Regions from separate parts of the Mus musculus genome. Here all the other regions are linked to region 1. Evidence: chromatin loops called from intact Hi-C (ENCODE). Cell type or tissue: heart. All regions are shown on one strand. Each heading gives the region's core, and the rest is flanking DNA. Links, peaks and the distances in the headings are about the cores only.

The links. Hi-C counts contacts between places; a loop is a spot of excess contacts. Peaks named below come from ENCODE experiments on the same cell type or tissue, not always from the same donor. Only the 100,000 strongest peaks of a DNase experiment are listed, where the experiment ranks them.
Region 2: a loop joins it to region 1, with 7 times the contacts of the local background. A loop is called at or near these places in 19 of 42 quality-filtered maps.
Region 3: it touches region 1 in a loop (11-fold over the local background); 2 of 42 quality-filtered maps call a loop at or near these places.
Region 4: it touches region 1 in a loop (8-fold over the local background); 3 of 42 quality-filtered maps call a loop at or near these places.

What each region holds. Positions count from the first base shown.
Region 1 is chr9:71,622,143-71,628,053 of GRCm38, forward strand. Cgnl1 (cingulin-like 1) reads right to left here. Exons shown (of 19, transcript NM_026599.5): 19 at 4,365-5,911. Among named protein-coding and RNA genes, the nearest start is that of Myzap, 33 kb to the left of the region's middle. In heart, for the core only: CTCF peaks have their summits at 1,928 (motif pointing left) and 2,800 (motif pointing left); no DNase peak of the experiment used is centred there; H3K27ac peaks cover 1,547 bases.
Region 2 is chr9:71,355,561-71,361,471 of GRCm38, forward strand. No RefSeq gene overlaps it. Among named protein-coding and RNA genes, the nearest start is that of Gm32769, 15 kb to the right of the region's middle. In heart, for the core only: a CTCF peak has its summit at 3,593 (motif pointing right); no DNase peak of the experiment used is centred there.
Region 3 is chr9:70,135,016-70,140,926 of GRCm38, forward strand. All of the region lies in intron 1 of Fam81a (family with sequence similarity 81, member A), which reads right to left. Among named protein-coding and RNA genes, the nearest start is that of Fam81a, 3.6 kb to the right of the region's middle. In heart, for the core only: no CTCF peak of the experiment used is centred there; no DNase peak of the experiment used is centred there.
Region 4 is chr9:71,125,781-71,131,691 of GRCm38, forward strand. Aqp9 (aquaporin 9) reads right to left here. Exons shown (of 6, transcript NM_022026.3): 4 at 4,641-4,759. Among named protein-coding and RNA genes, the nearest start is that of Gm32714, 22 kb to the right of the region's middle. In heart, for the core only: CTCF peaks have their summits at 638 and 3,272 (motif pointing right); no DNase peak of the experiment used is centred there; H3K27me3 peaks cover 1,665 bases.

The DNA of each region.
Region 1 (5,911 bases), core at 531-5,530:
CCAGCCTCCACGTCACTGTCTCTTACAAGTGGTGAAAGCCCAGATATTTACCTTGCACATGCTTGGTCTTTGCACAGGTCCTTGAGGGGGTCACTGGACTTTGGTAATCACCAAAGAATTTCAGAAGCAATGAAGCATACAGACATAAGCTAAGGGGATGTTATGAAGTCTAGGAGGCCACAGAGGGGTTGATTTATTTCCTCTACAACCCAATTTCAAGAAGTGAATGATGTTTAGCCAGCTATCCATGTATAAGTCAGGAGTTATGGGGTGTACTCTATTCTTGTATCAAAGAAGGCTTCAAGTTTCTCCTGCTCTCCAAGCCCATTTCTAGGAAGCAAGCCTGACCTAGACAAGCCACACAGGACACAATCAGTAAGAAGGGCTGGTGGCATGCAGGTGACAGGAAGGGGATCTGCAGAGAGGAGGAGGGCAGGCTGTCTGCCTTACACTCAAAGGTCTTAGGCTCCAGATACAGACTTCCATTGAGAGGCCAGGGGCTAGAGGTCTCAGCAAACCACCCAGCCTCTGTGCCTAGGAAAATCAGCAGCACCTACTAGGGAAGAGCAACGCCAAGAACAGAGGCCCTGCTGGTGCAAGGCCTGCCTGGTGCAAGGCCTACCCGGTGCAAGGCCCTGCTAGGCTGGCAAGAACAATGGACCAGTATGATTTCACTGTGTGCTTGCTGATGACCTTGGGCAAATCTCTCTGTACTTGTTCCCAGGCACTTGAAAGGGAATTTAGGCTTTGTCTAACTGCAATCTTTGCAGTTAAGAGAGGAGTTTATAAATAAAGAATTATCCCCCAGGTCATGTGGCTCACGGGTAGAGCACTTGCCTACCATGTCAGCCTACCATACATGAGATCTTGGCTTCGATCAAATGTCATAGAATGACTGGACATGGTGTCACATATCTATAATCCTAGCACCTGGGAGCTGGAGGCAGGAGGATCAGGAGTTCAAGGCCATCCTCGGCTGCATGAGACCCTGACTGGGAAAAAAAAAATTTTTTTTTTACATTATTCTCACTACCTCAAAATACTATCAGGCAAAGTTGATCAGACTGTGCAGTTCTGAGGTGGTGCCTCCTGCTTTGTGAATCATGGGAGAGGGTCACCTGTCACCTCCCCAGATTGTGCACACAATGCTTACTTCCTAGTCCACAGCATGCTACACTGAGGCCACACTGAGGTCAGAATCCTGTCCACGGGTGGAGTCTCACTTCCCCTGGGAAAGGCTGGGCTCAGAGGCAACGTCTCCCAAGATGAGCTGCCACAGCCACACCAAAGTCCTCATGTGTTCTCTATGCCCTGCAGCATTCAGCTAGCCTGGACACAGGTCGATCCTTGTGAGTCCATCCAGAGAGCCAGGCTGCCACCCTCCCCTCTCCCAGGACTACTCCCCCAGCTTAGCAGAGACTCTGCAGCCCACTCCCTGCAGGGAAAGGTTTCACTGTGAGCTCACTTGACTCTGTGATCTGTGAGGACTGTCTGTGTGCTGGCTTCAATTTGCAAGTGCAGTTGTGAATTTCAGGCTGTCACAATCTGCTCACTGTCTGATGACAGTTACTCTGGTGACAACACTGTTAGGTTTTTCACCACAAAGCATTCTTTGAGGCAGAGGGAGTGAGTAAATTCTGCAAGAACCACCCATCCTTGGGGACTTGCTGATGTTGCCTAAATGCCATCAGTGAGACAATATAGGGCCCAGTGACCGCCCAGAGTGGCCCTGCTACCTGGTTCAGACTCAGAGAAGTCAGGATTAGGGCTTCAGCAGGGAATATCCCAGTGGGACAGAGTTCTGAAGATCACAGCTGCCAACTTCTTGGATCACCAGTTAGAAGAAGCTAAAGGAAAGGGTGGTGGGGAGTGTGTGTGTACAGAAGTTCACTGTGATCTCTGTCGACCCCTAGTGGCTCTACTAAGTGGAAGCAGGCAGGCAGCAGAAGTGAGAACCTACAGGTACAGGGGTGGAATGCAGGTGGATTGGAAGGCAGTGGGAGCCCAGCTCAGGAATGACATGAATGGCCTGGGTCTTCTTGGGCGTGTGACTTTGGTGGGATGAGCAGAGAGTGTATTCCAGAGCCTGACCCGGATTTAGTCCTAAGTGTCCATATCCTGCCCTGTGCCTCTGGCAAGGTTATGTGTGCCTCTGTCTAGGTCACCACACTCGCCCACCAGGACACACTCCAAGGTGGTTGTGAGTCTGCACACCATGTGTGGAGCATGGCAAGTAAGCCAGGGATACACTGGTCCCTGCACAGCACACAGACTAGAGAATGGAGGGCTGAAGCAGAAGGAGAAACAGACAACCAACATGACATCACCACAACAAACAGCTTTATGTCTAACTCCTAGCTCCACCACTCTTGTTGTTGTTGTTATTGTTGTTGTTTTTGTTTGTTGTTCTCTGTGTTGCCCTGGCTGTCCTGGAACTCACTCTGTAGACCAGGTTTGCCTTGATCAGCCTGTCTCTGCCTCCAGAGTGTTGGGATTATTTTTTTAAAAAGATTTATTTACTTATTATATGTAAGTGCACTGTAGCTGTCTTCAGACACCCCAGAAGAGGGCATCTGATTTCATTACAGATGGTCATGAGCCACCATGTGGTTGTTGGGATTTGAACTCAGGACCTCTGGAAGAGCAGCCAGTGCTCTTAACCAGCCCCCAGAGTGCTCTCCGGCTCCCAGAGTGCTGGGATTAAAGGTATAAACCCACGCCACCCTGCTCTTCACAAATTTTCATTTCATTATAAGCTGCCAGGGTCCCCAGACTGCTTAACGCTGTCGCCTGCCCCCTGCTGGCGGGTTCTATAGGTGCACTAGCTGCTTCCTCCAAGGGCACCCAGAAGCAAAATGTACAACGTGCCAAGGTTCCTGCCTTGTCTGTACCGTTCTCCTGAAAGGGCTGTGTTTATTCAGGAAAACCCTGGGCATTCTGGCAGGTTTGTTGACCCTCTATGGTGAGACCTAGCTGACAAGAGTCTGCCTGTGGGACCCTTGTACCCTCCTTGCATACAGTAGCTGGTGTGCCGAATGACTTTCAGAACATATTCATCTTTATAAACCCAGAACACACATTTGTGTCCCGCCTCTCCTCTCATTACTGTTGCTTTATGGAGACTTAGGCCAAGTCTTGGGTCAACAAACAGAAAAGTTAGTGTTTAACAGGTCCGAGAACAAGGGCCAGGTGTGTTGACTCTTCTGGAAGGCCAGACATTTCTGGATTGGGAACTCTTAAGCCCCTAAAAAGAACTTGCTTTTAGCTGGGTTTTTGTTTTGTTTTAATTAGAAGGGCAAATTCTAATGAGTTGTGTAAGAGTCAGGATTATGAGTATTATCCATGAGGTCAAGGGTGGAATGTCAAGAATGTGATGGGAAGGCAAGTCCTGGGGAGGACTTGGGTTTGGGGTTTTGTTGTTTTGGCTTTTTTTTTTCCTCCCTTCACTCTGGGCTTCCTGAGCCTGTTCCTCCCGACAGCTCAGGACCAGGAGCCACACAGAATATTACTCCCAGCCAGGGGATCCTGAGAAGAGACCTACATCAGTCTGGTAGTTTGCTGGGGGGGCGGGGGGGGGGGCGGCATGCTTACATACATGGAGGGGACAGGAAATGGGACCAGATGTGACTTAACGCAAGCAGTGGTAGAAAATTCAGGAAGGACTCTGAGGGATCTGGAGAGCCATGGCTACCAACATATGGGCTCCCCAAGTCCCAGGGAGCACACCCAAGATTGCTGCACCCAAGAGAAATGCCCAGATTCCACATGCACTCAGGTCAAACCAGTCATCTTTGGAAGCTGGGGTGTGGAGATCAGCTCCCTGAAGTGGAGAACAGAGGGGACACGGTGGTCTAGGGAGAAGTGGCCCCAGCTCCATGGGAAATGGCGACTGTAGGGAGCCTGTTAGGAGAGCGACAGAGCACACAACTGTGCTTGCAGAGGAGGCAGCCAACCTTAGGAAACAGGGATCTGATTCTCAGTTGTCAAGCTGGAGTAACTTCCCTTTGTGATTTTGGAATGAACCAGCTGGGACTCAGCACATCAAGGCCATGGCTAACATTTCATCAGCATTCACTGCTCACCACCCCATAGTCTCTCAGAGTGGCCCTGGGCAACCCCTGTAGCTCCCAGCATATACATTGGCGCTTTCTTTTTGCTTGGACCTCACTAATTCCACATAACTGGCGGGCCACCAAGCTCCCCAAATCCCCGTCTCCACCTCCCCAGGAATTACAGGAGTGCGCCACTACACTTGCCTCTTGGGTGTGGGTTCTGGGGATTGAATGGGTCCTCATGCTTGCACAGTAACACAGCATCCAAACTGGACAGAAATCAAAAGATAGAAAATAATACAAGAGCCAGGATTCCTGTCAAGTGACAGTTTATTGAAAGGAAACCTTGCTTTATCCATGAAGTCATTCCCATGGAGGTAGCTGTGATAAAAAATGTCTCTTCCCCATGACAACGCATAGTAACCAATCCCTACTAAAAGACCCACCAGAATATTCCAACTGTCATGGTGGAATGACACTCCAGAGCAGGAAAAACAAATTTATAAAAGCCATACAGTGATTGTCTTCTCAACATTGCACTTGGCAACATGTATGTTTTTACAGGAGATATTTTTAAGCTAGCTAAAGAAAACGCTCTTGAGCAGGATTAGTTCTTAAAGGAATAAACAGAAAAACATGTATATATAAGAAGACCAAGGGATGCTCAACAGATTCGAGCTGAGAAGGACCTGGAGTCCTAATCGCCACCTTGTCCCAGGATGCACCTGTCAGGATCACAGGGAAGAGATGAGGCTGGGACTTACAAACCTCGTTCTAAACCTCATTCCAGTGTCGCGTCACTCACTGACTATACTGCACACACCGGCTCGCTGCCCACTCCATTACAGCACAGGAGACATGCCCTCATCTCGTTTAGCCTCCTCTGGTGTGTGTGTGTGTGGTGGGGTGAGGGACTCTACAAGTGTTTCCAGTGGTGGCCTCTGCTCTCCCTTCCACGAGCTATCTTCCTTCATATAGTTAGCCCCATGGCTACCAGAAGGAACTGACTGGAATAAGGGCTGGCTAATTTTTGTCAAACCACAAAACAAACACCCTTCCTCGGGGTCTTGATTTTTGTCACCTGAATCTCTGGGATGAGCAGGCTGAGACATTTCTAGGCTGAGTACAAATATCGAATGATGACATGAGAAGATTCTAGGAGCTAAAGAATTCCTGTGTGTTCTGGGGAACCAGCCAACCAATCGCAGGCCATCACATTCCCAAGAGGACAGAGGTTCTCCGAGGCTGAGTATAGAGAGGTTCAGGCTGCATCACACTCTCCTGGATGGTTACAGGAGGGCAGGGTTGGTTGGGTTTTTTTGAGACGGGGCCTCCTATATAACCCAGCTTGGCCAAGACCTGCATATGTATCCAAGGCTGACTTTGAACTCTGGATCCTCCTGTTGCCACTTCCTGTGTTGGGATCACAGGCATACCACACCACACCCGGTTTATAGAGTTGGGGGTTAAATACAGGGCTTCCTGCACGCTAGGCACGCATTGCCCCAGCTGAGCTACATTTCCGGCTCAACATTTTTACTTCTATTTACTGTGTTTCCAGTGCCCAAGTCTGTGCCTGACACATTTTGATGGATGATAGTACATGCTTGTTACATGGAAGAATGGCTGAAAGCAGAAGTCTCTCCATACCCAGTGAGGAGACAGGCGAGGGAGACAGTGGATCTCGGGATGTGTAATAGGGCTTGGTTCTCTGGCAGCAGATGCTCATCCTTCAGATCCCTTCTCTGAATCTAGCTGTGTGAACTCTGACCTGCTGTGGACAGGACCTTATGGTAACCTGGTCCCCAGGAGTCCCCATATCAGGAAGCCTGAGGACTCTGCTCCAGTGTCCTGTCACC
Region 2 (5,911 bases), core at 599-5,598, 270 kb before region 1:
AACAAAGATGTGGATCTCTCTGTAGCAGCTCACCCTGAAATGGCAGATGTCTGGTCCGGCTGCCTCCACTCCCCCATCCACACCTCTACTGACTGTATATTTCTTCCCAGGAGCCTTGGACCTGACTCCAGGTTCCCTCTCAACACTCAAAGGAATTCTCAGTTCCAAACAACCAACAATTGATCATCTAGGGCAGATGGACAATGGGAACTGTTGTATTGTGCAACTCCAAGTTCTGCTCAATGTGGTAACGTTATAACGTTCCCCTCCCAGTTCAGACCCAATAAAGACTCAGAAGACAGGCAGGCAAAATACCATATGCTCACGCAGATGAGCTCATTAGAAGTTACTGCTTTAGATTCATGGACAAAGGGTTTGTTCACACTTCTCTGGGTTAGACAATTAACCACCTACCCACAGGCATCCTTCTTCACACAAAGATTCTGGCATACGTACTGAAAGACATGTGTTCTGCTGGCATGCAGGCAGACCCGATGACCAGAATTAAAAAGGGGATGATCTCACACTTGTGTTTTCTTCTAACCCACTCCTCAGATAACCCTTCCCTAACACATGCCAAGCCAGGAGTCACTCCCACCCAGTGACTCACACACCTAAACATGCACCAGCCTGAAAGGCACCATAGTTAAATCTCCTACCGACCCCTGATCTCTATCTAGTTCAGCAGGCCTGTGGTGGGCCCCAGGACTCTGAATTTTTACAAAGTTCCCAAGCAATTCTGATGCTTCTCTTGGACCCACTTTCTGAGAATGGATGCTATCACAGAAGTTTCCCTGGTTTGGAATTCTCTCCCAATCTCCCATCCACAAACAGATCAGGACTTGCCAACACGGCAGCATACCATGGCCAGGCCCCCTTACTTTGTTTGCTTAATATCGGATGAAACCAACCAGGACAAGATGTCTTGACTGGTCAGTCTTCTTGGGATATTTATCGGGACACATAATTCTCAGGGAAGAATATACACTGTGGAGTATTCTAGAATTTATCTGAGTATAGAATCTTTTCCATGTCCCTTCCTTTCCTTTCAATGGAAGCTAAACATACCAAAGGGTCTTATGTCCTTCCAGCCACCCTTTAGGAAACACTGGATTGGACCAGAACTTTTTTCAATTACATTTTAGACCCAAGAGTGCACTTCTGGTCACAGTGCTGAGCGTAGTGATCCCCCCATGTCCTCACTCATTCTTTCATGCAAACAGAACACATCTATCCCCAGCTTACTGTGTCTTAACTGTTGACATCAGCATTGTTGAGATAAGTGACTTACATACCACTGTTCTGTAGCAGAGAACAGGGAGAGCACACTTTGAAAGTCCAGTAGTGACAGAAGAAGGAAATTAGATATTTCCTGTGAGCTGGGTCTTAGAGCAGGAGAAACTTGGTCTATGACTCCCATGAGTGAGCAGCACACACAGAATGAATGGGGAAAAGAGCCATGGAAGGCTGAACTAGCAACCACGTTTCCTAGCATTGGTGTTGACGGATGGGGACAAGCCAGCTGAGAAGGGTGATCCAGGCTCATGGCTCCTTTTGCTGACAAGCCATATTGAAAAGGACATTAGTCTTCTGGGTGGCTTTTCTCACCCATTCTTGTGGGCTTTTGGATGGTTTAATCACAAAAGACAGCATCTCCATGACCTGGTTGGCAGACCTCAGATAGTTATGTCTAAAGGCTGTCTTCTGCTGTGTTCCCCAGGCATCCAAGACAGGCAGGCAGGCAGGCAGGCAGGCAGGCAGGCAGGCAGGGTTTTCCATTATGTTTCCTGTTGTATAGAATTGATGGGGAAGTGTGTTGCCTCCATCCCATGTGTCACTCTGGGGACTGTGCCCACGGATGAAGTGGACCATTACAGAGGACACACCCATCCCCTTCTCATCTTTGAACTCGGCCATGTGGTGTCCAGACAACACATGTCACACCTGCATGTGGGAGAAAAGCTTTGCTACGCCCGCCTAGACACAACCAGATGTTGACTTGAGAGCCTGCTCTTTGTCTCCTCACTGGCTAGCTGCGGACATGAGGAAACAACCTTGGCAAGAATCTTACAGAGCCTTCAAGTGCCCTTTACAGCCTCCACCTTGAGGAGTAAATGATATGTGTGTTTTCACGGGTTGCTCTATCGTTATTATTATTTCTTGTTCAATTCCCCAAATAGAATCGGAAACTGTATCTCGTGGCATATTTTATCCATTTTGATTTTCCAAATCTGATTTAGCAACCACATTTCATAGCATACCAAAGAGGGAAACAGTTCTAATGAGTTTCCAGAAAAATCACCAACTCTGAGTCCAAGCGATGCAGCCTCTGTGGAGTCCCTGTTAGCCCCCATGAGCAAAGAGGGGACTTTCATCCTTGCATTGTAACTTGAAATTGGCACCTCCCAGTCCTTTCAGAATGCTGAATCAGTGTTCTCAAATAGAGGAAGTCCCAGGAGAGGTTAGATTAAGTCTCACTTTAAACGAATGGTATGGCTTTATGACTTCCCACAGTCACCCCTGAAATGAGCTTGAGAGACAGAAGCTTTCAGAGATGTAAGTCTTGTTGGTTGCATAGCACTCCTGAAACCTTTGCTGGTCTCTCGGATGGTTGTGGAATGATGAACCTATCGATCAGCCTCTTTTGTAGCTTCAAACCTGGGTAAATGATGATGAGAGGCTGTATCTCCTTTTAGTTAGGAGTGATCAGTGGTGAGAGATCTCTGTTCAGCCAAAGGGGGAAAAAAGGTCTCTAAAAAGCCCAGGGATGGTACAGGGGGATGAGGTGGTTATAGGCTCTTCTGAGGCCCCTGGGGGTTTATGGTGGCTAGCTTCCCAGACTGGTGTATCTCAGGCCACACCTGGTGGTAAGAAGTTCATTGAGAGTCTGGAGTTTGTATTTATAAAGCTCCTCTGACCTGGTTTAACTGGGTGCTAACCTGATAAAGGGCGTCACAGATAGTCACACTTGTCTTTTTTCTTACTTTTATGAACTGCTAAAAATATTTCCAAGAGTCCAAATGTAGGTAGATGCTGGGTTTTTTTTCCTCGTACAATTATGGGTGGGGATTTTCTGGGTTTTTACTTGTTTGCCCCCCCCCAACTCCCCTGACACACACACATCGTAATGAAGTGTTTCACGTGTTTTAAAATCCTTTAACAGGAGGATGTCAGCAATGACCAAACAGACCCACTCTTCCACCAAACACACTCGACTCAAACTCCATCCCAGACAAGCCCCGTTAACTTGGCAACCCATTTAACCTTTTGGAGGCTGGCTTCTTGTTTGTGAAGTGTAAGCAATAAAACAGGGCTCTGTCTGCCTGCAGAGCTTGTTAGGCACACCCAAAGAGAAGATGCACAGGAATATATTTTGTAAAATGTTGTCTGTGCGATGGCAGGTAGCAAACGGCCCAGCCAAGTGTTGACCTGGAGGGGTCATTTATGCTACAGGGGAGTCGAATGCTAATTCAATCGGCTTATCTATTTTACCCCATAGGTTAATCTGCTTAATTAATTGCTGGTTACTCTGCTAACTCCTTCATACATTCAAGGTCTCCCCACATCCTGAATCATCAGGTACTCTTTTTGACCACTAGAGGGAGCACAGCCTTTTCAATTCCCTTTTCTCCTGAGTATTGATTGTGCTGGATGGAGCCTTGGGGGTTCTCATGCCAACAGTCACTAAAGGAGATACCAAAGTCCCAGAATAACAGATAAGCTGATGGTCCTCGGTCTGTTCTTGATTTGAAAATATTAAAAGAGAAAAAAGAAAAAGTAAGAATATGAATCTCTTCTTTTTTATGAATCTCTTCTTAATTGAAGTTAAATTAAAAGATATTCATGGATGCTATATAATTATAAATGTATATATAATGTATACACATAGTTCCTAATTCCATCCACCTAGAAGGCCGACAGTTAATAGCACCCAACACACTGGTATTGAAAAGCACAGCCAATATCCACAGCTTGGTTTTTAACATCATTATTGATTTTATTTATTTTTTCTAAAGCTAGAATTTCTTTGGAAAAGTAGTTGATCCCAGGATTTGGGTGGGAGAAAACACAAGATGCGCCCTGAGCACTGTGAACTAATTGTGAAGTATGTAAGTGCCTCAAACATGTTTTAAAAGAACATTGGATCTGACTCAAAGGACCTCCCAACAGCCAAAGATAGGATAATCTGAAGAGTAAAACACGCAGTAATATTAAAAATGAAATGAATAATTGTGAACCCAACTGGTGTAATAAAAGAGGGAAGAAAAACAGCTCTTCTTGCAACATGATTCCAGTAATGAAGTCGAAGGAAACAGGAAGCAGAAATCCCTGCTAGGCATGCAACAGCTTTAACTGTTCATTGCTGGAAGAGCCATCCGAGGCTCTACGATCAGTGGGACAAGAAGGGAATGGTTGCACAGGGTCCAGGTAAGCTCCTAACAGGATGCTTCTCTGGGGACCATGCAAGCATAAGGACCTGAGCTCCAGCTTAGGCACTGTGTGGAGAAACCTAGGCGTGTGAACCAAGCTTGTAATCCCAACACAATGTAGGAGAAGGCAGAGGCAGGCAGAGCCCAGGGAACTGCTGGTCAACCAGGCTCATCAACGTGGTGACCTCCAGGCCAGTAAGAGACCCTGCCCAACAAACAAAAACAAAATGGACAGCTTTTGAAGAAAGACATTCACAATTGGCTCTTGTCCTCCACATGCACACACATACCTACATATGGGTGGACCCACAGACTATAAGTGCACACTCACACACAACTACACCCCCATACACTGACATGCAAATACATATATGTACAAAAAAGATACTTGTTAATTGTATGTGAGAAAATAGTGCCTTTATGGTGGAAAAAATTTAGATACTGCCTTCATGATGTGAACAAAATTAACATCACCAGTTATAAGACATGTCCAGATATAATTCACTAAGAGCACATGAGTGTATGGCATTGCACCAAACAGATAAAGCCTTGACCTAAACTTGAGGACTCACAAAAGTAATTTAGTTTGATAGGCGTGGTAAAAAGAATAACAAGTATTGTTCAAAGCAACTTGAGAGGCTGAGGAATTGTCACACCTAGAAGGAGCTTCAAGGGTTGGGAGATCTGACTGGAGTGCAGAATTCTAGACTCTGAGAAGGAATGCTAGTGAGAAAATTGGTGATATTTACACAGGATCTGTAGGTTATTAGGTAGTTTAATATAAACCAGTAACTAGAAAGTCCCTTGGCTTAATCATTAAACTACACTTTCAAGATGTCGGTATTAGGGAAAGCTTGGTGAACACACAGGTGCAGCATGTGACTGGAGTCCCACCGAGGTCACCACTCACTCTAATAGGTAAGCCTACGACTGCTCAGCACTTCTGTTAATAAATAATCAAAACCGTAAAACAACAACATTTCTCCTTAAAGACTTACATAGACAACTGGAACCTTTGGGGGGGGGGTAGCTCTCCCCAAAGCCTGTATCATGCACGAAAAGTCACACCTACCCCAAATTAAAGATGGCTACAGATGAAACCTTATGAATTATGAAATATTTAATGGTCAATGAAAAAGAGGAGCTGGTGGTATTGACTGGTGTGGAAAAACAAACAAACAAAAACACTCTCCTTGTGGACAAAGAAACGGAATCACAGAAGCTAACAGAATTGGCTTACTGAAGTAGACTCAGAAGACAGAGGTTCCTGTCCAGGTGTGAGAAAGATGGTGATTTCTAAACCAAGAGTTCCTGGTTGCCAGTAATGTCAGCAACTGTCTAACCGGTGGGAAGGTGCTCCAGGTTTCTTGGACAGAAGAGTCAGAAGTCCTAGGGACCCAAGCTTCAGGTCACCCTGGAATGACCACTTCTACTTGGTATCAACAGTGAAGTCACTTGGATGGCGTCCATATTTGGCAAGA
Region 3 (5,911 bases), core at 466-5,465, 1.5 Mb before region 1:
CAGACTGGACCCTTCTTAAGTGTCAAGGTCATAAAAGACAAAACAACTGGGGAACTGGTCCAGATTAAAGAAGCCAAAAGAGACATGTCGCTGAGCCTGAGAGGTAGGAGAATCAAAAGTTCTGTTTCAAACTTGGCTTCACAGTGGACACTGTCAGAGGAAGGGAGGGAGGAATGGGGGATGGGCAGGGGGTAGCTAAAGCCATCAGTCCTAAACAGAGGAGCCTGGCATGGTAGCTCATTCTGGTGACCCCAGGATGTAAGAGGCTAGGTCAGGAAGACTGCTCTGGGTTTTGAAAGCAGCCTGGGATGAGACCTTATCCAAAAGGGGGAGGGGCAGGTAAAGGCAGTTGCTGCCAAGCCTGATGGCTCCAGTTTGATCCTTGGACCCTGCATGGTGGACACAGGTGACCTGCAATCAACAAGAGGGAACCTGTGCCTGGTACAGGAACCCAGCTCACTCTCCAGGGCTAGTGATGGCACGGATCTTAGAGGACAACCTACAACTTCCACTTTACTAAACCAGCACAACTCCTAACTTCATTCTAAATATGTCTCCTTATATCCCCAGATACATGTGGTTCCCCACCCCTCATCAAGGAAACTTCTCTTTGGAACAGATGAAGACCATTACAAAAAAACCACAAGCGATCAAGAAGCAGCCTTGTGCAGCCCAGTCCCAACGGACACATCTACAACCTAAGCTCGGGGAACACGGTGGAAGAGGGGTCAGGAAGATTAGAAAAGACAGAATTTGCCATGAGATGGTGGTGTCTCCTAGGAATGTCAGAAGCTGCACCCAGAACACCTCACTGACTGCACATGCATGAGCTGAACAAGGAAGGGCAGTAACAGACATGTCAAAGTGGGTGGGAAACCCACGAGGTCTCAAGTCTACAGAAAGAACGGCAGGTGACTAAGGAGCACTGAGAGCGGGAGAGACTGCTTTCCTCAGGAGAAGCACGTCAGCTGGCTGTCCGATACCAAGGGTCGGCTCTGAAAAGACACATACCTACAAGTAACACTATATAGACAGAAGGGGGTGTATTCAGGAATATGAATGTGTATACACATGTACATGTGCATGTACACACACACACACACACACACACTACTAAACAAATTTTTTTTAAACACTAGATTGAATCCTGACCCCCTAAATCAGACCCTTTTAAAAACAGTTTCCTAGCCAGGCAGTGGTGGCACATGCCTTTAATCCCAGCACTTGGGAAGCAGAGGCAGACAAATTTCTGAGTTCAAGGCCAGTCTGGTCTACAAAGTGAGTTCCAGGACAGCCAGGGCTACACAGAGAAACCGGGACTCGAAAAAAAATAAAAAAATAAAAACAGCTTCCTCTTCTTCTGTATAAAGTTCTATTAGGACACCTGACTAAATCTGTAGAGTAGAGTACACCACTGATTCAAACTTAATTTCCTAATTTTGACAACTGCAGTATTTTTTTAAGTCCCTTTAAAAGAAGGAAATATATGCTTAAGTATTGGGGACAGTACAGGTACACTGCCTCCCTGTTGCTCTGACATGGTACAGGAGCGTGTGTCTATACACACATATCCACAAATAGATGCAAAGAGAGAGTGGGAGAAAGTGCCAGAAAGATAAAACAAGTGTGGATGAAAGTTAATATTTATAGAATGCGGCTGAAAGAGAGATCAGAACTTTTCAGCTTATTGTTGAAGCATTTCCGTATATTTGAATCAGTTTAAGATTTAAAAAAAATTAAAAGGGGAAGGAGATTGTTAGAAAAGCAGAGTGATAAAACAACCATGTCAGGGTCCTGAGCCAGGCAGAAGTGGGAGCACACACTGGGCCTGCAGGCCAGGCAGAGGTGAGAGCACACACTGGGCTTGCAGGCCAGGCAGAGGTGGAAGAGCACCCTGCCAGCCAGAGCTCCTGTCTCAGCTTTGCCTTGAGTTATCCTGCGTTCCCTCTACATCAACCTCTCCATCCACAAAGCAAGAACAAGAAGTATTGGCCTCACAGAGATGGAGAGAACATGGGCTCCACTGGGGCACAGGAAGGTAGGCTCTTACTTTACCCCGAAGCTTGGATGGAAAAAAAGAGAAGGCCGGGGGGGGGGGGGAGAAGACAGGGGGAAAAATAACAACTTCAGAACCCTCACAGCTAGGGGCCAGCAAGAAAGGCACCAAGCTGGGCATGATGACAGACAGACAGAGGCACAGAAGGGCAGCAGGGCATTGATCAAGGAGAAGGGCACAGGGAAGGCTCAGTTCTGCAGCCAAGACCCCTCCAGGGGAACTGTGAGGAAGCAGGTTCCACAGAGAGATAAAGGAAGCGTTCAGTCAAAGGAGAAAACTTACTGAGCTCAACAGAACAGCTGATCCCACTTTAACGCTGCCGGCTCTGCCCTCCCCACGAAATAGTCAATGGCTCCCTGTGGCTATTTCAATTGAGTTTAAGTTCATTTAAAATCCACATAAATTGGAAACTCAGTTCAAGCCAGGTGTGGTAGCACATGCCTATAATCTCAAGCCTTTAAGAAGCTGAGGCAGGAGGATTATGAGTTCAAGCACAGCTCAACAATAAGAAAATAAAAATAAAACTTCAGGTCCTTGGTCACATTAGTCCCAGTCCGTGAGCTCCGTAACCACACAGTAGCAAGTACCATGACTCCCTTCACTAGAGAAGGTTCTAGTGAGCAGAATGGAAACTCTAGCACCATTTCTTACAGAAAAGATGACTTGACTGTATGGCAGAATGAGGGTGGGGCAGAGGAAAGAGGCAGCAAAGAAAGTCAAAAGGACAATGACAAACTGACAAATGAATGTGTTCCCAATCCGGGGCACGCAGGACTAGAGTAAGGGAAGGAGACTGTAGAATGGGTTTAGACTAGACTTAGGACAGACACAGAGACATCCCCGAATTCCAGACCAACACAATAAGGTCATGGAGAGATAGAGAAGGAATACTTGGAGACTCGCAGGAGGGCACAGCTGGATTTACAGAGGTGGAGGCCCAGCATCTTATCCATCAAAGGCCATTTTCTAAAAGGGAACCTGGCGTTTAAGGGATAGAAAGCCATGGCACAGAGCAAAGTGGATGCGAGTTAGTGACGAGTACAATTCTTCTACATGAAAGCCAGCCTTCATGAAATTAGAGCCAGCATCAATTTAGAACAAAACCAGTCCAAAGGTCTTTGTGACTTTCTCCTGGATAACTTGGCAGGCGAGGAGAAGAAAACACGATGAGAGTGATTTTGAGACTAGAGCCTGGAATATAAGAAGTCCAAGTCTGCACACAGTGGCTCACACCTTTGAGCTAAGCATTCTAGAGGCAGAAGCCATCAGATCTCTGGATATGAGGATACCCTGGTCTACATAGTAAGGCTCTGACTCCCCACCTCCCCGTCCCCCACACCCACCCCCCGAAAATCAACATGTCAAAACCTGTCAAGACAAAACATTGTGTTTTTCAGAGGTCACATGTGCTGATGGGAGATGTGGAGATGTAGAGCCCTGAAGATGGGCTGAGGCATTACAATGACGCGGGTGAAAGAGCTGGAGTCTTCCGTGATGGTTAAAGCCAGGCACAGTAGGTGGAAAGATTCAGTGATGTGGGAAGGTTCTTAAAGGTCAATTTTAGAGGTTGAAAGAAAATGCAGGCAGAGCCATAAGGGTCAAGGCAGAGCCATGGGGAGGGGTCAAAGGCGGAGCCACAGAGGTCAAAGCGGAGGCACTGCCAGTCCATTGAGTGGGAGAGCGGCAGCCTAAACCCAAAATCCCTAGCAAAGCTGGCAGAGCAGAGAATGAAGCCAGCTGCTCCTGAGTTCGTTGTTTATGACTTTTTCTGAGCCTCAAGTGAAGTAGTTTCCCTGCCTGAGTGAGCAACAGTCACCAGACAGGCTATTTTCTCCCCCTCCTCCCTCCTCTGTTTTTTTTCTAGACAAACAAACAAATAAACAAAAAAGAAATTAAAAAAAAAAAGTTGTGTGTGTGTCCCAGCACACACTGCCACTTAGAAGAGTCATTCTGTTCTTATACTGTGCTCAGATTCTGAACCTCTGGCTTGGGTTGTCCATCTTGGTGACAGGTGCCTTTCTCTGCTGAGCCATTTTGCTAACCTAAGCCTTGTTTTTTTGTTTGTTTGTTTGCTTGTTTTATAGAAAGGGTTTTGTTTGTTTGCTTGTTTTTGGATTTTTAAGGTCCTACAACACCCTAATGATTCCATCTTGATATTTGAGAGACTAAATAAACCCTGTCTTTTTCAAAATGTGCAGAGCAATTCTGAAGGGCCACCAGGTCTGGCAAGTACCAAACCAGGAACACAGGAATGAGGGTCTTGAGAAGACAGTATCACATTCTAAGAGTTAATACGTTGGAGGTGGCACTAAAGAATATGGGCAAGGTCATCCTGGTTCTCAGAAGAGGTGTTGTGAAGGAGGCTGTGCTCACACCCTGGCAGAGGGGAGAAGGGGGGTGGGGAGAGACAGGCTCGGAGACAGGAAATGAAAATACAGGAGTGGGCTGCAGGATACATGAGAGGAGACACGGTGGGTTAGCAGCCAGCACGGGTAGGAGAATGAGTCCTTTGCCAACGAAGGATCTAAGGTCCAGGACTTGTGGGTCTTTAAAGGGGTTGTAGGCTCACAGGCAGAATTCTTGAGCAATGAGGACTTTTGTATCTGTATGCTAATGCGATTTCTAATATGTAAACCATTAAAGATTTCTAAGCCCTCAGGTAGCTGAGCTGGCAAAAGCTTACTAACTGGAAACTTGGCTTCCCAGCTCACAGTTTTACAGAGAGAGTCAGATTTCCATGGATATCAAGAGTGTCCTTGGAACACAACGTCAGAGGCATCTCAACAGTCCAGTGATGGGAGTCATGGGGACCTGTTGTGGCCCCTTGGAGGAAAGGGAAGTTTATGGATGAAAAATGGCCTCTGTGTCATTTTTAGTTCCAGCCAGTGCTAAAATTAGAAAAAATACCACAGCCTGTAAGTCACCTCTACACACACACACACACACACACACACACACACACACACAAGCCAAGGTAGATACAATGTGCATTTCTTAATAAAGAACGTATTTACTCTCAGAAAGCTAATTCGTTAATTTTTTAATTACATTTATTCGTTTAGCTCCTGTGCCTTGTGTGGGTGTGGAGGTCAGAGAACAAGTTGTGGGGGTTGGATGATTCTCTCCTTTCACAATGTGGGTTCCAGAGATCAAACCCAGGTCCTCAAGTTTAATGGCAAAGACCTTTACCCCACCCCCACCCCCCACCGAGCCATCTTGCTAGCCCCCTAACCCCAAATCTCCAAAGAACAATGCAAATGTCTGGCCCTAGTTCTAAGTGATTCCCTCTGTAGATCCAAACCAGTTCAACATTATTTCTGTGAAATAACCTCTTAACAGCATACACAGACTTTAAGCTGAGTGCACGCATGCGCATGTCACACACACACACACACACACACACACACACACACACACACACACACAGCTTCTGCACATTGAAGAAATGACTCACTTAATTTGCCACTGCCTGCCACTACTGGGTTTTGATTTTACCTGTTCAGACACAAAGTTTCCTATCAGATCAACTACAGGAAAGAAGTATTTGGCAGCTTGGACCCTGATTGGGTTCAGGACTTAAGTGCACCGAAGGGATTTTAATCTATGCATTTTAAGGAGCCTTTCCGGACCCCAGACTGTTCCCTCCATAAAATGGTAACATTTCTTGCTACTTTGGGAGCCAGCTCATTGGAAACCCCTTGCGGAATAAATATGGTTAAGTCTTGCATCCCCAGAGGGTCCCTTCCTCAGCTCACAGTACCAGCAAAACAGCCTTGTGCTGCAACTGGAAAGAACCAGAGCCCTTCCTTTCAAAGGATGAAAACCAGAGAATCCGCGGGAGCAATGTGGCTAACC
Region 4 (5,911 bases), core at 622-5,621, 500 kb before region 1:
GGGGCCAGGGGCTCCGCTTCCTTCTTCAGGCTCTCAGAATGGCTGGGGGAACAAGACACTGGATGGAAAGAACAAGGACGGGGGAAGACAGTTCCAGTGCAAGCCCAGGTCTGAGCAGTTAGCATTCCTCCCTCTCGCTCGAAGAGGGATGGCGCCACCTTCACAGGCGAGCTCTCTTGATGTCCTTTGAGAGTTCTGCTTGATTTTGATCTTTGTTAGAAGATACATTTGGCTGGATGGAACGGCAAGCCATCGTCAAGAAACCCTGCAAGTTTATCCATCCCCAAAGTCTACTCCAAGGTACTTCCGTTGCCTTGTTCATCTAGCTGGTACACCGGCTAGTTGTTTCAGGGTTTTGTGGGTGAGGTTTGCTCAACAGTTCCCGCAGCCATAGGCGTCCTGGTGGGGCTGCAGTAAAAGACCCAGTGCTTTGAAGCTAGAAAGATTAATTTTCTCCATCTCATTCTCTGTAGTTGCTGATATCAGAGATCTGAGGACCCCAAACCCGGACCACAGTGTGTCTTCAGTAATGTACTCTCTCTGTCATCTCTCCTCGCACCTATTTGCATGATGCTGTTGCAAAGGCCCCTCCCTCCTCAACTCCCTTCTCTTCACAGGGCTACAGCTCCTCCTAGTGTCAAACTTCTGTTTCCAGGTTAGCTCATCTGGGCTCAGAGATGGAAGGATTCTGAGAGGTAATCTGTTCCAAGCTGCCCATCCTCCAGGGTTTCTCATCCCCATAGCTCCTATAGCCTACCTCCTAGAGACTACCAGCCTGTCCTCCAGCAACTGCTTCCAGTGGCTGCTATCCTCAGGAGACAAGGTCTTTACTTAGTGTGAGCCAAATTTCGTAAAGTCTTTTTATGAGATGTGACTTGGCAGAATTACGACTTTGCTCACCTGTAGACTTGGCCGTGCATTGATACATCTTCATTCTTTGGAGCTCACTGATGGAAAGCCTGCCTTTCAAGGCCTGTGCTCAACCCCTCGTATTGCAGACAAAATTCTGGAGCTCCCTTTTATGTGTGTGATGCGCCTAGGCCATGGGCTCTGTTAAGACGAAGGCGAATATCTCATTCCCGGCAGCAAACTCATTGAAGTTTTATGATGAACGCAAACTTTGCATTTTCAGTGAGGAGGACATGGCCTCAAAAGTTGCTGCTGATGCTCTGAGTGGGGAGGGGAAGGGATGTGTGCTCTGAAGCAGTGGTAGGGATAATAAGATTTCCCCACCAGGTAAAGGTGTCTTGACCTGTAGCAGAGGGTACCTACTGTTGAGTTACGGGCATTCTTGTTACAGACCAAGGAGAACTGGAGAGGAAGCACGAGTCTGTTCAGGGTGCATTGTGGGTACCAGATGGAGTGTCGTCAAGATGTTTATTGTGAAAAAATGAAAAAAAAAGGAGATAAGAATGTCCCTGGACTGACAGATACTACTGTACCTTGACTGCTAGATCCTGAAAGAGCTAGAAGAATCTGAAAGCTTTTCAATTTCTCTTAGGAAGATGGTGCCCACCAATATGTTGTCAGAAAGCCCTTAAACAAAGAAGGGAAGAAGCCTGGGACCAAAGCACCCAAGATTCAGCATCCTATTACTCTGTGTGCATCCTGCAGCACACACATGGATGTAAAAGCTAAAGAGGAGGATGCAGTGTGCCAAAGGTTTGACCGAGAGAGTGGAGACATCCATAGAGCACCAGGAATGGATTGCCAAGAGATGCAGGCTGGCCTCACTGAGAACTTCTACTGATATTCTCTCTCTCTCTCTCTCTCTCTCCCTCTCTCTCTCTCTCTCTCTCTCTTTCTCTCTCTCCTTATTAGATATTTTCTCTATTTACATTTCAAATGTTATCTCCTTTCCAAGTTTCCCCTTTGAAAATCCCCTATCCCCTCCCACCGACTCCTGCTTCCTGGCCCTGGCATTCTCCTACACTGGGTCATAGAACCTTCAGAGGACCAAGAGCCTCTCCTCCCATTGATGACCGACTAGAACATCCTCTGCTACATATGCAGCTGGAGCCATGAGTCCCACCATGTGTTTTCTTTGGTTGGTGGTTTAATCCCAGGGAGCTCTGGGGGTACTGGTTAGTTCATATTGTTGTTCCTCCTATGGGGCTGCAAACCCCTTCAGCTCCTAGGGTACTTTCTCTAGCTCCTTCATTGGGGACCTTGTGCTCTGTCTAATGGATGACTGTGAGCATTCACTTCTGTATTAGTCAGGCACTTGGCAGAGCCTTTCAGGAGACGGCTCTATCAGGCTCCTGTCAGCAAGCTCTTGTTGGCATCTGCAATAGTGTCTGGGTTTGGTGGTTGTTTATGGGATGGATCCCCAGGTGGGGCAGTCTCTGGATGGTCCTTCCTTCAGTCTCTGCTCTGAACTTTGTCTCTGTAACTCCTTCCATGGTTATTTTGTTCCCCTTTCTAAGAAGGGTTGAAGTATCCACACTTTGGTCTTCCTAGAGCTTCTATTTCTGAGTTGGAGCCCAGTCAAACGTATGTCTTCAAGAGTAACAAGCATTTGCCGGTCCATCAAGTCTCTCTGCAGGGCATGGGGGAGGGGGTGGCTGTGCTCATCACACTGGTTCTGCTTTTCCACTTGATAGCTCATGAGCTCCTTGAAGGATTGATTCCCTCATTCTCTCCCCAACTACACTATCCCCAAACCAGAGGCCCAGGGTCTCTGGCTTCCCTCACTGCATGTGTAATATAGACAACTTTGGCTTCCCTTCACAGAAAGAAGCGTGCCCCAAGATGTGTAACACTTGGAAAGGGAATCTCAGACTCAGTCACTTCATTGCCTACCACCCATATACTATCGCACATAGTGACAACATTCTTTCTTCAGGCAACTTTGTCGCTCTGTCTTTCCCACTAACACTCTTTCTACAGTCCCAGGACATGTGGGCTCCCTGCATGTCACTAGTGTGATGCTATAGCCTTGTTTTACTCTTAGTTGTTTACATTGTTCTTTTTTTTTAATTCCTTAGGAGGGGGCTGGAATTACAGGCATGCACGGATACACCTTGTCTGGCTGTCACTTTGTTCTATAGACGACACTCTGTTCAGCTACATTCTACATTTCTTCACAGACACTGCTCACAACACATATTTCTCATATTGTTATTTTTAACTCTTACAATAAACCTGGCAAAGGCTGATATTTATCCATGTGGTATTTATCCAAGTGAAATGGGCAAATATATATTTATTTTGTGTGCACAGGTGCCTACATGGATGTACCACATGAATGTAGTACCTGTGGAGTCCAGAAGAGGGCATCAGATCATCTGAAACTGGAGATGGCTCAGATGGTTATGAGCCACCATGCAAGTGTTCTGTGGAGAGCGGCCAGTGCTTTTATCCATTGAGCCATCTCTCCAGCCCCGAAGTCAGAAACTTCTTTTTTTTTTTAAGTTCAGCAACATGCTGAAACCACTCAAAGAGTCAGAGACGGGATGTTACTTCAGTTCAAGGACTCGGGCTCTGGGTCTTGGGACTTGCAGCCTACGTGCAGTAGTAACAAATTCTTCAAGCTCCTGACATGGGGCTGATTATCCAGGGAAAGATCAGTAAATGTTTGTGTCCTGATTTATATTGTAATCAAAGTGGAAAAGAAAATGGTGAGTGGGGCTGGAGAGATGGCTCAGTGATTAAGAGCACTGACTGTTCTTCTGAAGGGTCCTAAGTTCAAATCCCAGCAACCACATGCGGCTCACAACCACCAGTAATGAGATCTGTCGCCCTCTTCTGGTGTGTCTGAAGACAGCTACAGTGTACTTATAATAAATAAATCTTTAATCCAGAGTGAGTGGGCTGGCCTGAGTGAGCAACCTTCATTCCCAGCAACCACATGATGACTTACAACCGTCAGTAACAGCTACAGTGCACTCACATTAACAAACAAACAAACAAACAAATAATAAAAAGAAAAGAAGAGAAAGGAAAAGAAAAGAAAATGGTGATGTGTGTGTGTGTGTGTGTGTGTGTGTGTGTGCGCGCGCGCGCGCATGTATGTGTGTGTGTTTTCACAAACCAACCAATACAGCAAGGTCTCTCAGTGTAGTGTAGCCCTGATTGCCCTGGAACTTTCTATATAGACCAGGCTGACCTGAAACTTGTGGTGATATTCCTGCCTCTGCCCCTCCAAAGGCTGGGATTATGAGTGTGCAGCCACCACACCACGCTTCTTCAAAGTTCAATCTAGTCAAGACACTTAGACCCCTTGAGAGTCAGGAGAAGTTAGGGCTTATGGAGAGACAGGGCAGATTCTTGACGCCCCTGCCCCTCTCCCGCCCCCCGTCCCCCGCCCCCTGCCCTCTGCCCCCTGCCCCCCGCTCCAGGCTCACGGCCATATTTCTAGTCCAGGCAGCCAGTCTTTGTCTGGACCTTAGCTGGTATGAAGCAGCTATGTGCGTTAAACAGGAAGCTGAGGCCCCTTTTAGTGGCATCAGCATCTTCAAGGGCAAACCACTGCCAAGAAAGCTCAGTTCACAGAGACACCTCTGACTGGGGGATGCAATCCTTCCCTTCTGACCGGCATTCAGGGCTCCAGTACACACCCTATTCCCGTCCACGCCCGATTCCCCATCCCCACTTTCTATCATGTCTTTCCACCAAAATCAGGTCCTTCCTTCACTTACTTGGTCTACAAAGGCACCTGGCACGGATACAAATGGTTTTGGGTATGTCGCGAAAATGAACGCCGTTCCATTTTCTCCCGTGATGAGCAGCTTTCCATCAGCAAAGGCCATGAGTCCGTCTATAGAAGACAGAGCTCGGGGACATTAGTGTTTTCTGGAAAGGGCTGAAGGATGATGTCCGAGTCAGCTTTAACTGCCAACATGGCATCACCTAGGTAGGGTAAACCTGAGAGGGGAATCTCAACTGGGAGACCACCAGATCAAACTGGCCTGTGGACATATCTGTGAGGGAATTGTCTTGCTTATTAATTGATGGGGGAGGGTCCATACCACTGGAGAGTGGTACCATTCTTCCAGGTGTTCATTCTAGACTGTATAAGAAAAATTTCTATAGATGAGCCTGTGAGCAAGCCAGCAAGCACTGTCCCTCCATATTTTCTGTTTCAAGTTCTTGCTTTGAGCTCCTGCTTTGACTTTGAATAGGGTGAGGGGCTGTGCACTCTCCTCTATCACAGCAGCAGAAATCAAAGGGGAACAGAGACCCATGCTTGGTCTTGAGCAAATCAATAGAAGCCAAGCAATCTTTATGGTGAGATAGCCTCAGAGAGCCCCCCAGGACGACCCCAGGATGATGAAGTAGAAGCAGAAAGCCCATGGTTGGCCCGGTGCTTTCATCTCAACTTGTATGGAATTCTTATAGGCTCCTGGAAACCAATCTTCTTTGGGTGGGTGCGTGTGGGGAATTCTCGGAGTTTTTAGATGGATCTAAAACCAAAGTGTGACTTTATCCTGTGCTAAGTGGAAGTCACAGCTTCTAGGGTCCTCTTCGTTGCTCCTAAAAGTTTACATCAGAATTTGACAGTGCACCCGGATAACAAAGATACTATGGATGGTCTGTAGAGCCCCCCAGAAGCAGGGAACCAGCAGCCACTGATCCAGGTGGCACCCACCTAGGCTTCTCTTTGTTGAGCTGCTGGCTCTCTGAGTTTCTGGTCCAACATCGAGTCTCCCTTAGACATATAATTCTCAGAGAGACACTGGAAAGAAGCCCCTTTGTCCAACCTGTTTCCCTAGGGTTTGGATTATCGATGTCTTCGGTTGGCCACTCAGAATGTTCCGAGGCTCATCTTGGGTTGTGTGCAAAGAACTATTTTAATAGTTGGTGCTGGGGAATACTGAGGTCCCTGAGCCTTGCGCACTTTGGGAGTCCCTCATTTTCCAGAGAAGGAGACTGAGACCTACGTGGTCTGGTGCCTTATTTACTTACTTAC